4 separate regions of the Mus musculus genome follow, and regions 1, 3 and 4 are each linked to region 2. The links are chromatin contacts, found by Hi-C in ENCODE. All regions are on one chromosome and are shown on one strand. Each heading gives the region's core, a stretch centred on a gene start or an enhancer-like site at or near the end of the contact. The rest is flanking DNA. Distances are from core to core; before and after follow the strand shown. Region 1 holds the start of Ninl (ninein-like). Region 2 holds the start of Cst7 (cystatin F (leukocystatin)). Region 3 holds the start of Gins1 (GINS complex subunit 1 (Psf1 homolog)). Region 4 holds the start of Zfp120 (zinc finger protein 120).

Region 1 (2,700 bases), core at 118-2,617, 440 kb after region 2:
TGTGGTTTGTCTTCCATCAAAACATTAGTGTCTGGCAACTGACTACAGACTAGTTTGATCTGTAGTCGTCTAAGCCACTAACAGATAACATAAAATGAACAGTAGAGGCAAGCTGGCTGCTGCCCTAACTGCCCTAACTCCACAGGCACGTTCCTTCTCATTCGCGCCTGTTCTTGCACACAGTAGTTCATAAACTGACCAACCTTCTTCCCTCTTTTTCTTTTCTCCCACACACCCCTGCTTTAAAAGCAGTAAATCCATAGTCAAGAACCTGGAAATCTCAGGCAAACACCATCTTCACGGTCCCTCTCTGCTACCTGCCTTGCGCATCAAGTGAACTTCTGCAAGGGCCATTTCTGGACCTCCTTCCTGGTTCTAAAAGTCGGCTAAATGTTGTAGAGGAGAGAGAAGGCATCACTCTTTTCTTCCACCCCCATATAACGAGCTACAGAGAGCGCCTGACAATTTAGGTATTTAAGAAACTTTAAGTTGGTCTCCCATCGTGCAATTTGTTGCCTGAGACAGCTAGAGCCCAAACACCAGGTCACTGCTTCTCAATTACCGATGGACCAGCCTCGCAAGTGCACAACAAAGTAGCAGAATGGTGCGCAGGCAGGGACGACCTTGACACAGAAGCAACAGGCTTCTCCGCCCCAGAGAGAGGTGTCCCAGTTTTCAACAACTAAGTGCAAACTGATAATACAACCAGAGATCGCAAGGACGACTTCACCAGTCACAGGAGGGACCGACGCGCGGCAACAACGCCAATAGGTGCTCTCAATCAAGCATGGTCCCTGGCTTTCCCAGGGGCACTGAGAAGGGGGCTCAGACACAGGCTGGGGTCGCCTCCCGATCCGGTTCCCCTCGTCAAAAGAGGACGAAGGCGGGAAGCACGGCGGGCCCAGGCATCCCGCTCTCTGAGTACGTCAAAATTTGGGGCGGCAGCTGCACCCCACTAGCACGCTGAGTTCGGTGCGGACCACCGTTCCCGGTCCGAGTGCGCCGCAGAGCAGTGAGACTCTGGTGTGGCTTTCTGAGCGCGCGCCTGCATCGCAAGCATCGGCTCCGCTGTGTACCGGCCGCTGCACGAGGATGCGGATCCCTTCGGCCCGGCTCGGCCCTCCTCGGCCCAGCTCGGCCCCCCTCGGCTCCGCTCGGCTCGGCTCCCCTCCCCTCAGCCCTCTCCCACGCCCTACTCACCTGGGGAGTGGGAGGCTCGGCTCTCTGAACGCTGAGTTCAGGATGCGGGCTCCGGCAGCCCGGTGCAAAGCGAGCCGGGTAGGACACCCCAGCGCGCGTCCCTCGGCCGCTCTTTGTGTCTGCCGGCCGCGCTCCCCTGGGCTCCCAAGGCCTCTGGGCGCCGCCCCCTCGTTCTCGCGGGGCCTCCCCAGGGAAGGGGCGGGGCTCCTTGGGGGCGGGGCTTGGACGGGCGGGGCGAGGAGGCAGGCGGAGCTGGGCCAGGGGCCTAGCTGGTATGGAAGAGGAGGATGCAGGATGACTTCAAGGCTCTGGGAGACAGGGTGTTAAAAACAAACAAACAAACAAAAAACTAACAACAACTAAACTAAAAAATAAGAGACTCAAGTACTTTCAAGTGGAAGAATTCCACAGAGTGGTAGGCAGCCAGGAACCAGTAAAAAGCCCATACTGTACTCTGATGAACCATATACTTGGGCTGTATCCCTTTTCATGTGTCATAACTTGCCCCAACCAGTGATGGACATGACATGCCTACACCCTGTGGCAGAGGTGTAGCTGTGGGGCATATAACCAGGGCCCTGCTTCCCTCTAGATTATAACCTGAGGTTCCCAAAGTGTGGTATGCCATAGTCGCCACTGTGCAGAGTGTATTTTATCAGGACCAGGGAGATGGCTCAGTTTGTAAAAGCACTTGCCTTGCTAGCCTGATGACCTAAATTCAATCCCAGAACACATGTAAAGGTGATAGGAGGTGCTGGAGAAATGGCTCAGCAGTGAAGAACACTGGCTGTTCTTCCTGAGGACCCATGTTCAATTCTGAGCACCCACAGGGCAGCTCACAATTATCTGTAACTCTAGTTCCAAGGGATCCAGTGTTGACTTCTCCTCAGACACCAAGAGTGCATGTGTTGCATAGATATACATAGAGGCAAAGCACCCATACATATAATTAAAAAAAAAAAACCTTAGAAAAATCAACTCCACAGAGCTTTCCTCTGACTACACACACACACACACACACACACACACACACACACACACACACTGAGACACATGCCGTTCTGAACACAGACATATAAGCATCATGCACACACACATTCACACAATAAGTTTTAGAAATATTTTTAAAGACTATATATTCTCTAAATCTCCTTATACTCTGGGTTTTCCATGTACTGTTAGAGAATGAACTTAGAGTTAGATGATGAGATTCACAGGGCCATTCACTGGATGTTGGACTTTGTGCCACCCAGTTACACAATCTGGGAGATCTTCACTTTGTTCATCTGTGAAATGGAGATGTGAAAGACACTTTTTGCAGGGACATGAACTAATTGATCCAGCCAAACCAGCAACCCAAATTAGCCATCACAGCAGTGGCTCCTAGCCAGAGAGGAGCGGGGCGGGGCATGTTACTCCATCCCCCCCCCCCCCCCGACCTATAGCAAATAGCTGAGGTAAGAATAAAGAAGGGGGAATAGGGTTTCTATGGACTTGGAG
Region 2 (2,700 bases), core at 145-2,644:
CATTTTATTTTCAACAATCTCAAGAACTATACAAGATGAGGTTCTCCTTAGGGACTCCGCAGAAGCTTTCAGACTTTATGTAGCACAGAGGCGGGGAATTCAAATCCCTGAATTATCTTTGTACTGCACCACACTGGCCTGAAGACCAAGCAGCCAGCCTAGCTCCATCTCCTGCTCCCACCTAGACTACTGATGCTCTGGTTACTGCTAGAAATACAACACGTGGATTATGTTCTGACTCCCAACCTCTCAGTGGATGTTTGAAACTGAAGCGGGCACTACTCTATCCCATTTATACTGAAGACATTGTGTCCCAGACCCTAGCAGCCAAAAATAAGGATCCCAAGATCAAACAGGAAAGGACCATGGGGGGTTGTCATAACAGCTACTACTTACTGAATACTACCTGCAGCACCCAGAAACCTATTGGGACCTCAGATTACATAGTTTGTCCATGTCCCGCAGACCCTATCTGCCCTGTTTGGAATTTAGTAGGATCCAGCACAATTCACCTGGCTCAGACCCCCTCCACCGCTGCCCCGAGCATCCAGGATCTGACTATATCTGTATGTCAGGCAGCCTGGGAGGCCCATGTGTCTCCTGGGGGCAAGTAAGACCCCAGGCATCCTTCCACACTACCTTCCTAGCCTAGTTCTGAGAGACGAATATACCTCTCCACACTGAAGCCGATTACAGCTTGCTTTCCTCCTACCCTGAGCCTTTATGCAAAAGAAACTCCAATGTTTCACAAGTCCCCAGAGGTAACTGAGGTGCATGGGCTGTTCCTAGTCTAATGACAGCAAAGCCTAGATTCAGATTCAGATAACTGGGTATAGGTACCCACTCCAAACCATGGGCTGAAAGTAGAGGCATGGCCAGAATCAGACCTCTGTCTACGTAATTTCATCTCCTTAGAAGGCTTTGAGCCCAGAGTGGGCCATGATCAGTATCTCAGCTCTCACGGTGCTGAGCTCCTGTTTGAGGCACAGAAGCCACGTGCCAATGCTCCTCCCAAGGACTTTGGAAAGTATGAATAGCTTTCCTGCAGATAACCCCTCAGACCCGGACAGCATAGTTTCTTGTCTCTTGAAGGGGGCTATTCTGAATACTAGAATGCAGGAGGGGAGAGAGTCTATAAATGTAGAAGGACAGTCAAGTGACTACTTTTGAAAATCCCCTGGTTTCTTCACATCAGCATCCCCCGTGTGTGGTGAATGGTAGGAAACTGCCTCCTCCCACCCTGGGAAGGAGAGAGGGTGCTGCGCTCGTGGGTCTCACTTCTCTCCCCCTGCCTCCCCCTGCAAATGATCACAGCTTGGAAACTTCTTTAAAGGAAGTGGTTGCTCTTGTGGCCCCAAGTCCTGAAGATGAAGCGCTTCTGGTTAAAATGATTCAGCAAGAAACCACGCCCCACTGAAGCTACCCCACCATGCCCTGGTCCTGGAGCTGTACTTGCCGAGCACTTGGCCCACTACATGCTCCCTGCATTTCCCCAGCCATGTGGCTGGCCATTCTGCTTGCCCTCTGCTGCCTAACTTCTGACACCCATGGGGCACGCCCCCCAGGTAAGAGAAGGGTCATCTGGCCCCATCCCAGAGTACTGTTCTGACCACCTTCTAGTAGTAGAAGTATGGGGACCCTGGCCTGTTAGTCTTGCATCTTTCTTAGGACACTCTTGGAACCCTGAGAAAGACCCTGGCAAGGGGCTGGGGATCCTGGCAGCAGCTACTTCTAAGCAGAATAGACATCAGGGATCAAGCATAACAGCAGCCACAGGGATAAAGAGAACAACTTCTGTTCTCTTCTGTTCAAGGGCCTCACTCAGTCTATATCTGACAGCTTTACTTTTCTAACTGACTTTACTGCAGAGACCCCAGTAAGATAAGTATTGTGCAAGTCAGCATGCTAGTGGCCAGTGAGGGGTGGCAGTCGCCTGTGTTGGAAAGCTGAGATGCAACCAGGCTAGCTAACTTGCTAACCATCAGCCATGAGTGCCTGTTTCCCTACAGAGAGCTGGAAGATGTCTGCCCCAGCAAGCAGATTCAGCACATAGATAAAGTTTGAGGGCCCTGCCTCTAACTGACAAAAAAGCTGATAACTGACCATCTCCCAGTAGATGAAGACAGCGCTTATGCATAAGGCTTTTGTCATTCTTCCTCCTTAAAGCAGGCTGGGTCTGGTCACTGGGAGGCAGTGAAAGGGAATACCCAAGAGACACCAAGGACATAGAATCCCCCTTCACAGCAATTAGGTGCAAAGAAGTAAGTGTAGAGACACAGTAGGGCATAGCCTCCAAATCCAAGACCCAAGTAGATGCTGTGAATGGGGCACTGTGGAGACAGGGCAGTAATGGGTAGGGGAGCTTCTGTTCTGAGGATGAGGATGGACCACAGCAGCTCGGGGGGGGGGGGTCATTGGCAAAGAGGTAGTTAACTGGTAAAAGAGGAGACAGCACTAAGCACGGGCCAGGCCACAGACCTTGCCTCTCCATGCCCTGCTCCCTGTGGCCTTAGTGCTCACTAGGAGGCCCTTCCTGGCCTACCTACGATTCCTCTGCCCCAGTTGTCCAGAGAGAAGCTTGGGCAGAAGCTGGTGTTCATGCTGCAAAGCCCTCTTGGCCTATGTGAGAGATCTGGGGAAGACATTGGTACTGGCTATCTCACCGATCCTAGGGTTTCGGTTTTTTATACTCGGTGTTTT
Region 3 (2,736 bases), core at 227-2,726, 340 kb after region 2:
ATTTCTATGACTCTGAGGTCAGCCTGGTCAACACAGTAAGACCCAATTTCAAAGGGGGTGGGTGTGGGTGTGAATGAAACAAGTAGGTTTTATGGTATGGTTTTATCTTGGGTTGTGAAGGTTAGAGAATTTTTGTCTACTTGACACAAACGTAATTATATCTGGGAAGAGGGAATCTTGAGGAACTGCCTTCATCAGAATCGCTTGGCCACTCTGTAGGAGTATTCTTAATTAATAATTGACTTGGGACAGCCCAGACCACTAAGGGGAGTGTCACCCCAAGGCCTGGGAAGCCATGGGAAGCCAGTAAGCAGCCTTCTTCCAGGATCTCTGAGTTCCTGCCCTGAATACCCTTTATGGCATGGAACTACAACTGCAAGCTGAAATTAGCCCTTTCCTTTTTAGTTTATCTTTGGTCATGGTGTCTTATCACAGAAACAGAAGGCAAATCAAGAGTATTTTTACTGTTTTTTGTTTGTTTGTTTTTAAGATGGGCTCCTTTAGAACTCCTGAACTGAATTGAAGTAATCTTTCTCTGTCACAAAAGTTCTGGGATTGCAGGCATTCCACCATCAGTTCAGAACCAATTTTAAAACTGCTGTTATCTGCGACATTTTCCAGTTTGTGAATATTTTTAACTGTTTTAAAATCAAAAAGTGCCAGAGCAGAAAGTGCGAAGCATAGAGATCCCATTCTAGTCAGTTTATGAGCCATGTGACCTGCAGAGAGTTAACTGTTTTCGTTTACCAGTTCTGCATACTAGTAATCTCTTAAGGAAAGTTGTGAGAATTAACTGAAATATATGTCATAGTTCCTACCATACTAAAAGTACCCAATAAAAGACGGTTTCTCAGGCTGGGGAGATGGCTCAGCCGGTAAGAGCACTGACTGCTCTTTCAAAGGTCCTGAGTTCAAATCCCAGCAACCACATGGTGGCTCACAACCATCTGTAATGAGATCGGACGCCCTCTTCTGGTGTGTCTGAAGTCAGCTACAGTATACTTACATATAATAATAAATAAATTACAAAAAAAAGACACCCCTCCAATCCCCAAGTCCCTGTTTAAAAAAAAAAAAAAAGGTTTCTCTTTAATGTTAAACAACCGGCACTGCAAAACTCAAACACTGCATCATAACCAGTACTTTCTCGACTTTTCTTCAACCTAAAGGTGCCTCTTGCAATCTAAAGATAATAAATTCAAATGGAAAAAATAAAAAGGAGGAGAAGAATGTGCACTTTACTTTGCTGGACAATCGAAAACAGCCCTTTGTTTCAGCCCACAATCTTAGACGCAATTTACTTTCTGGCTTTGCCAGGGAGGAAACCATTCTCTTTAACCCCAATTTTCCTGAAGCTCAGTGAGGTTGCTCAATAAAATTAAATGTCCCTTCTCGGCCACCGTAGCTCAGTTCTCTCCCACCCACCATCCCCACCCCGCACCAGTGCACTTCTATTGGTTGAGCCTATTTGGCGCCAAAGCGAGGAGCTGGTTGCTGGTGTTGTGCGACTCTGAACAATAGAAGTGCCGCGGCCTGGGAACTAGCGACCGTTTGGGGTGACTTGGCAGTTGACGGGACCACGGGACCCGGGCGCGTCCGTCATGTTCTGCGAAAAAGCTATGGAGCTTGTCCGCGAGTTACACCGCGCGCCGGAAGGGCAGCTGCCGGCCTTTAATGTGAGGAGCGGCGGCCGGGAAGGGGCGTGTCGAGGGCCAGGCCTGGGGGCCTAGGGCGGGGCCTCATGCCTTGGGGCGGAGCCTATGCCTGCTGTTGCTTGCTGGAGGTTTTTTTTTTTTTGTTGGTTGCTGGGCTAACTTTATCTCTTTGCTAGATTCCGAGATCGGAAACAAGTTTGAAACGGGGCCAAATCGTAGGAAGAAAAAGACTCATACTTAGGTTACCTGTTGATTTGGTGACTTGCCCCATCTGAGCGTTTCTTGTTTTCGTTTTTTGAGATAAGTCCTCATGTAGTCCAAGCTGGCCTGGAACTCTATTTAAAAAACAAAACAAAACAAAAGAAATTATGAGTATGTGTCTCACTTGCATGAAGGTGCTTCATGGAAGCCAGAAGAGGGTGTGGGTTATAGGTGGGTTGTGGGTGCCAGAGCCATCCCTCCAGATCCACATGCATTTTTATAGCCAGCTTCTTGATGAGCCAGTAGCATCTTAATATAACCCCAGTAGTTCTGGGGATTGCTATGAAGCTGTGTCCCAGCTTCAGCCTTTGTAAACCATAGATTTGCTTTTCTTGTTTGTAGATTTTGCCTCTCCCCCCCATCGCCCCCCCCCCCCCCCCCCCCGCGCCCCATGTATCTGGGTTCATTCGGCTGGCTAGGAGCTGACACGTCATGGAACAGGGCCATGTGGAATCATGTAGAATGCAGTCTTTATTTCTGGCCTCTTTTGCTCAGTATAATGTATTTGAGACTATTCTAATATTCAGTAGTTCAGTAGTTTTATAATGCTTGTTTTTTAAGGATTTATTTTTAAATTTTGTGTGTATGAATGTTCTGCGTGCATGTATATATGTGGCAGCGTGCATGCCTGGTGTCCACAGAGGTCAGAAGAGATCAGTGAATTCTCCTGGAACTGACGGTTATAGACAGTTATGAATCACCATATGGGTGCTAGATGTGTCGAACCTGGGTCCGGTTAAAGGAGCAACCAGTGCCCTTAATCACTGAGCCATCTCTCCAGCCCCTATTGCACTTTTCTTTCTTTCTTTCTTTCTTTCTT
Region 4 (2,700 bases), core at 108-2,607, 430 kb before region 2:
ACAGCATCCTGTATACTTCTTACAGGGGGAAAATGGAACAAGATACGAGACTTTTATGAAGTCAGCACAAACTACTATACAGTGAGAAAACCACAGGAAGGAGCTAATAAAAGAAAGCTGGAGAAACAGGAAGAGAGAACCTCTCAAAAACGTTCCTGACCAAGCCCACACTGGACTCGGGACTGACAACCATAGCCGCATGTGGTGGGATCTCAGGGTCTGAAGCAAGCCATCCCCGAAGGCCCTGGCCCCAGACCTCCACCCGCTCTCCCAAGCACCGTCCTTGCTTTAGAGAAGGAGCTCTATTTTATTCTCAGCACTTCAGGGCCTTAGGGGAAGCTCCCAAGCCTGAGCCCCAGGCTGGCATTGGCTCTGGAGACCTAGAAGGAGCTGTTCTATGCCTTGCTTGACCAGGCCAGTCCTCACCAAAACAGTGTTTTTCCTTTTCAAAAGGTTGTCACCAGCTGTAGTCTTGCCCATGTGGCAAAACGATGCTTTTCTCAAGAAGAAAACCAGACCTTTATGGCACACCAGGCCTTAAAATTGGTTGTGGCCCTATTTTACCCCTTGGAGCCACTTGTTAGAGACCTGCTCTTTGAAGTCAGGATGGGCCTAATTCATGATTGTAAAGCAGAGTTGTCTCCTATGTTATGGTTTGTGGACAAATGTCTGGACAATCCTGGTACACTACCACATGTATTCTAGCATCCTATTCTCCATTCGGCCTTTTTAGCATAGCACATACCTGTGTGGAGTTTTAGGGGCAGTCCTTTCTCACCTACATTCGACTTGCCGTCACTACAAGCATTAGTCTAGATCCTTTACATCAATTTTACTCTTCTACATCACCGCTTAATATTTGAGTGCTATCCGACACACGAGATGCCTTTTACAGGCTCCACAAAATTAACTCGAAATGGGTCTTATACCTACCTGTAAAATGCCTAAATGCTAAGGCCAAAACTTACTATAGAAACTAGGGCTCTCCGAGTTTGGCATCCTGCCAAGGGTATTTCTACACAGAAGCCCTTTCCCCAAATGTTTTGTGTAGATGCAGCCACGCTAGTGAGATGATTCAGTGCCCACCGCCAGGTCCAGAGAGAGAGAAAAGGACCACAGGGAAGCTCACAAGTCTCAGCTTCTGTCAGGCTGCTGTTTACTACTGAGCCCTGGGACGACCCAGCACTCCAGCCCCCTTGGCTCAGCCGCCTGCTCCTCCCCTTTGTGGGAGACCGCCTGGCACTTACCATGTCGGAACTTCTGGGCTTGCCTGAGGTCCCCGCACCCAGGAGCGGTACACAGAACACATCAAGCAGAAACATTCGCGACTGCCAGCTTTAAAAGAGGAACTTGCAAGATCGCACCCGGAAGAGCCCGCCTTCACTTTTGAGTGGCAGATCCGGCTGGATGTCCTGATTGGCTAGTGAATCTGGAGTGACATACACACCACCCATAGGATTAGAGTGTGTTGAAGGGACACAGAGGAATAATTCCAGGCACAGGTTGCCAGCAGAGGCCAGTCCTTTTCCGGGTCTGTAGAAATTTGCATTTCAGTACCACCTGTGTCTGTCTTCCAATTGCTTGCTGGTCTTTTTCCCCCACCCTGGTCAGGGGAAGACCCACAACTCCAATTTGCTGTTGCTGAGTTACCCGCCTCTCTCCACTGTGGGCCACATTGCAAATTTGGAGCTTTCCAAAGCTCCAGTCACAACACTCAGTAGGCACTTCCGCTTCTTCCTTTTGGAATCATTGAGACTTTACTTAGGGAATGTTGATAAGTTCACATATAGGTTTGCCTACCCCTATGCATGCTATGTTAAATCCTCTTCTGAACTTGATCACAAGGTAAAAGCAGAGATTTTTAATGGCATATAGCTCAAAGTCATGCAGAAACATTTTGTAAATTATAAAAGTGATGGACAGAAATGCCTCTAGAATGTCCATCTTCTATTACAAAATCTTAGCTAACCATCCAGTAAATGACGCTGTAAAAGTAGATGGCTAAGGAGCCAATGCTGCCTGTTAATCATTATCTGTGATCTAACCAATAAATGTATCAAAATGTATAGATACAAAAATGTATCAATGTATAGAAAGAACAGAGAACACTAATGCAGAGGACCAACCTCACCTAGGTCTGGATTCCTAAGAGAAGGGGTGTTCGAGAGCAACAGGGAAACAAGCAACTAGAACTCAAATCATGGGTCCAAGCTGCTGGCTTATGTTCTGCTGAGATAGCATTCCAGATGAGATGGCTTCCCAGACTGCTTTCTCTGTGTCTGTGTGTTCTGCTCTGCTCTAGACAGATTTTACCTTCTATTCTAAAACCTCTGAGGTTGAGACAGCTAGCTTTCTGCTTGAGACAGCTCTCTGCTAGTAAAAATTCTAAACGCTCTCTGGATAGCTCCTCAGTTTTCTGACCAAAGTCAGAAAAAACTGATCTAAAAAATTCGTGGCTTTTCCAACCAATTCAAAAAATACTGTTAGAAAAATTCTAAAAGTAATTCTTGGGTTTTCAAAATCAGAAAGGAAAAAAAAATCTGCTGTGTTCACTCTTCACATAGTCTTCTCTGGATAACTGCTAGAAAATATTTTAACAGAGCTGTGTCGCCTCTCTAAGTAATTCTTTGGGTTTCTAACCTCAGACATTAGAATGTTAGAAAAAAATCCTGAAGAGCTGTGTTTGCTTTCCAGAGATAT

The links. Hi-C counts contacts between places; a loop is a spot of excess contacts on that map.
Region 1: a loop to region 2 is called in a map of heart, with 2.1 times the contacts of the local background. The contact joins the promoter of Ninl here to the promoter of Cst7 in region 2. A Hi-C loop is called at or near these places in 3 of 37 maps with a recorded cell type or tissue (heart and v-Abl transformed pro-B cells).
Region 3: a loop to region 2 is called in a map of v-Abl transformed pro-B cells, with 2.9 times the contacts of the local background. The contact joins the promoter of Gins1 here to the promoter of Cst7 in region 2. A Hi-C loop is called at or near these places in 3 of 37 maps with a recorded cell type or tissue (T-helper 17 cell and v-Abl transformed pro-B cells).
Region 4: a loop to region 2 is called in a map of v-Abl transformed pro-B cells, with 5 times the contacts of the local background. The contact joins the promoter of Zfp120 here to the promoter of Cst7 in region 2. A Hi-C loop is called at or near these places in 2 of 37 maps with a recorded cell type or tissue (T-helper 1 cell and v-Abl transformed pro-B cells).

What each region holds. Positions count from the first base shown.
Region 1 is chr2:151,008,031-151,010,730 of GRCm38, forward strand. Ninl (ninein-like) reads right to left here and starts at 1,368. Exons shown (of 24, transcript NM_207204.2): 1 at 1,201-1,368.
Region 2 is chr2:150,569,021-150,571,720 of GRCm38, forward strand. Cst7 (cystatin F (leukocystatin)) reads left to right here and starts at 1,395. Exons shown (of 4, transcript NM_009977.3): 1 at 1,395-1,565. The coding sequence starts at 1,499.
Region 3 is chr2:150,908,118-150,910,853 of GRCm38, forward strand. Gins1 (GINS complex subunit 1 (Psf1 homolog)) reads left to right here and starts at 1,477. Exons shown (of 7, transcript NM_027014.1): 1 at 1,477-1,676. The coding sequence starts at 1,602.
Region 4 is chr2:150,135,321-150,138,020 of GRCm38, forward strand. Zfp120 (zinc finger protein 120) reads right to left here and starts at 1,358. Exons shown (of 4, transcript NM_181266.2): 1 at 1,248-1,358. The coding sequence starts at 1,322.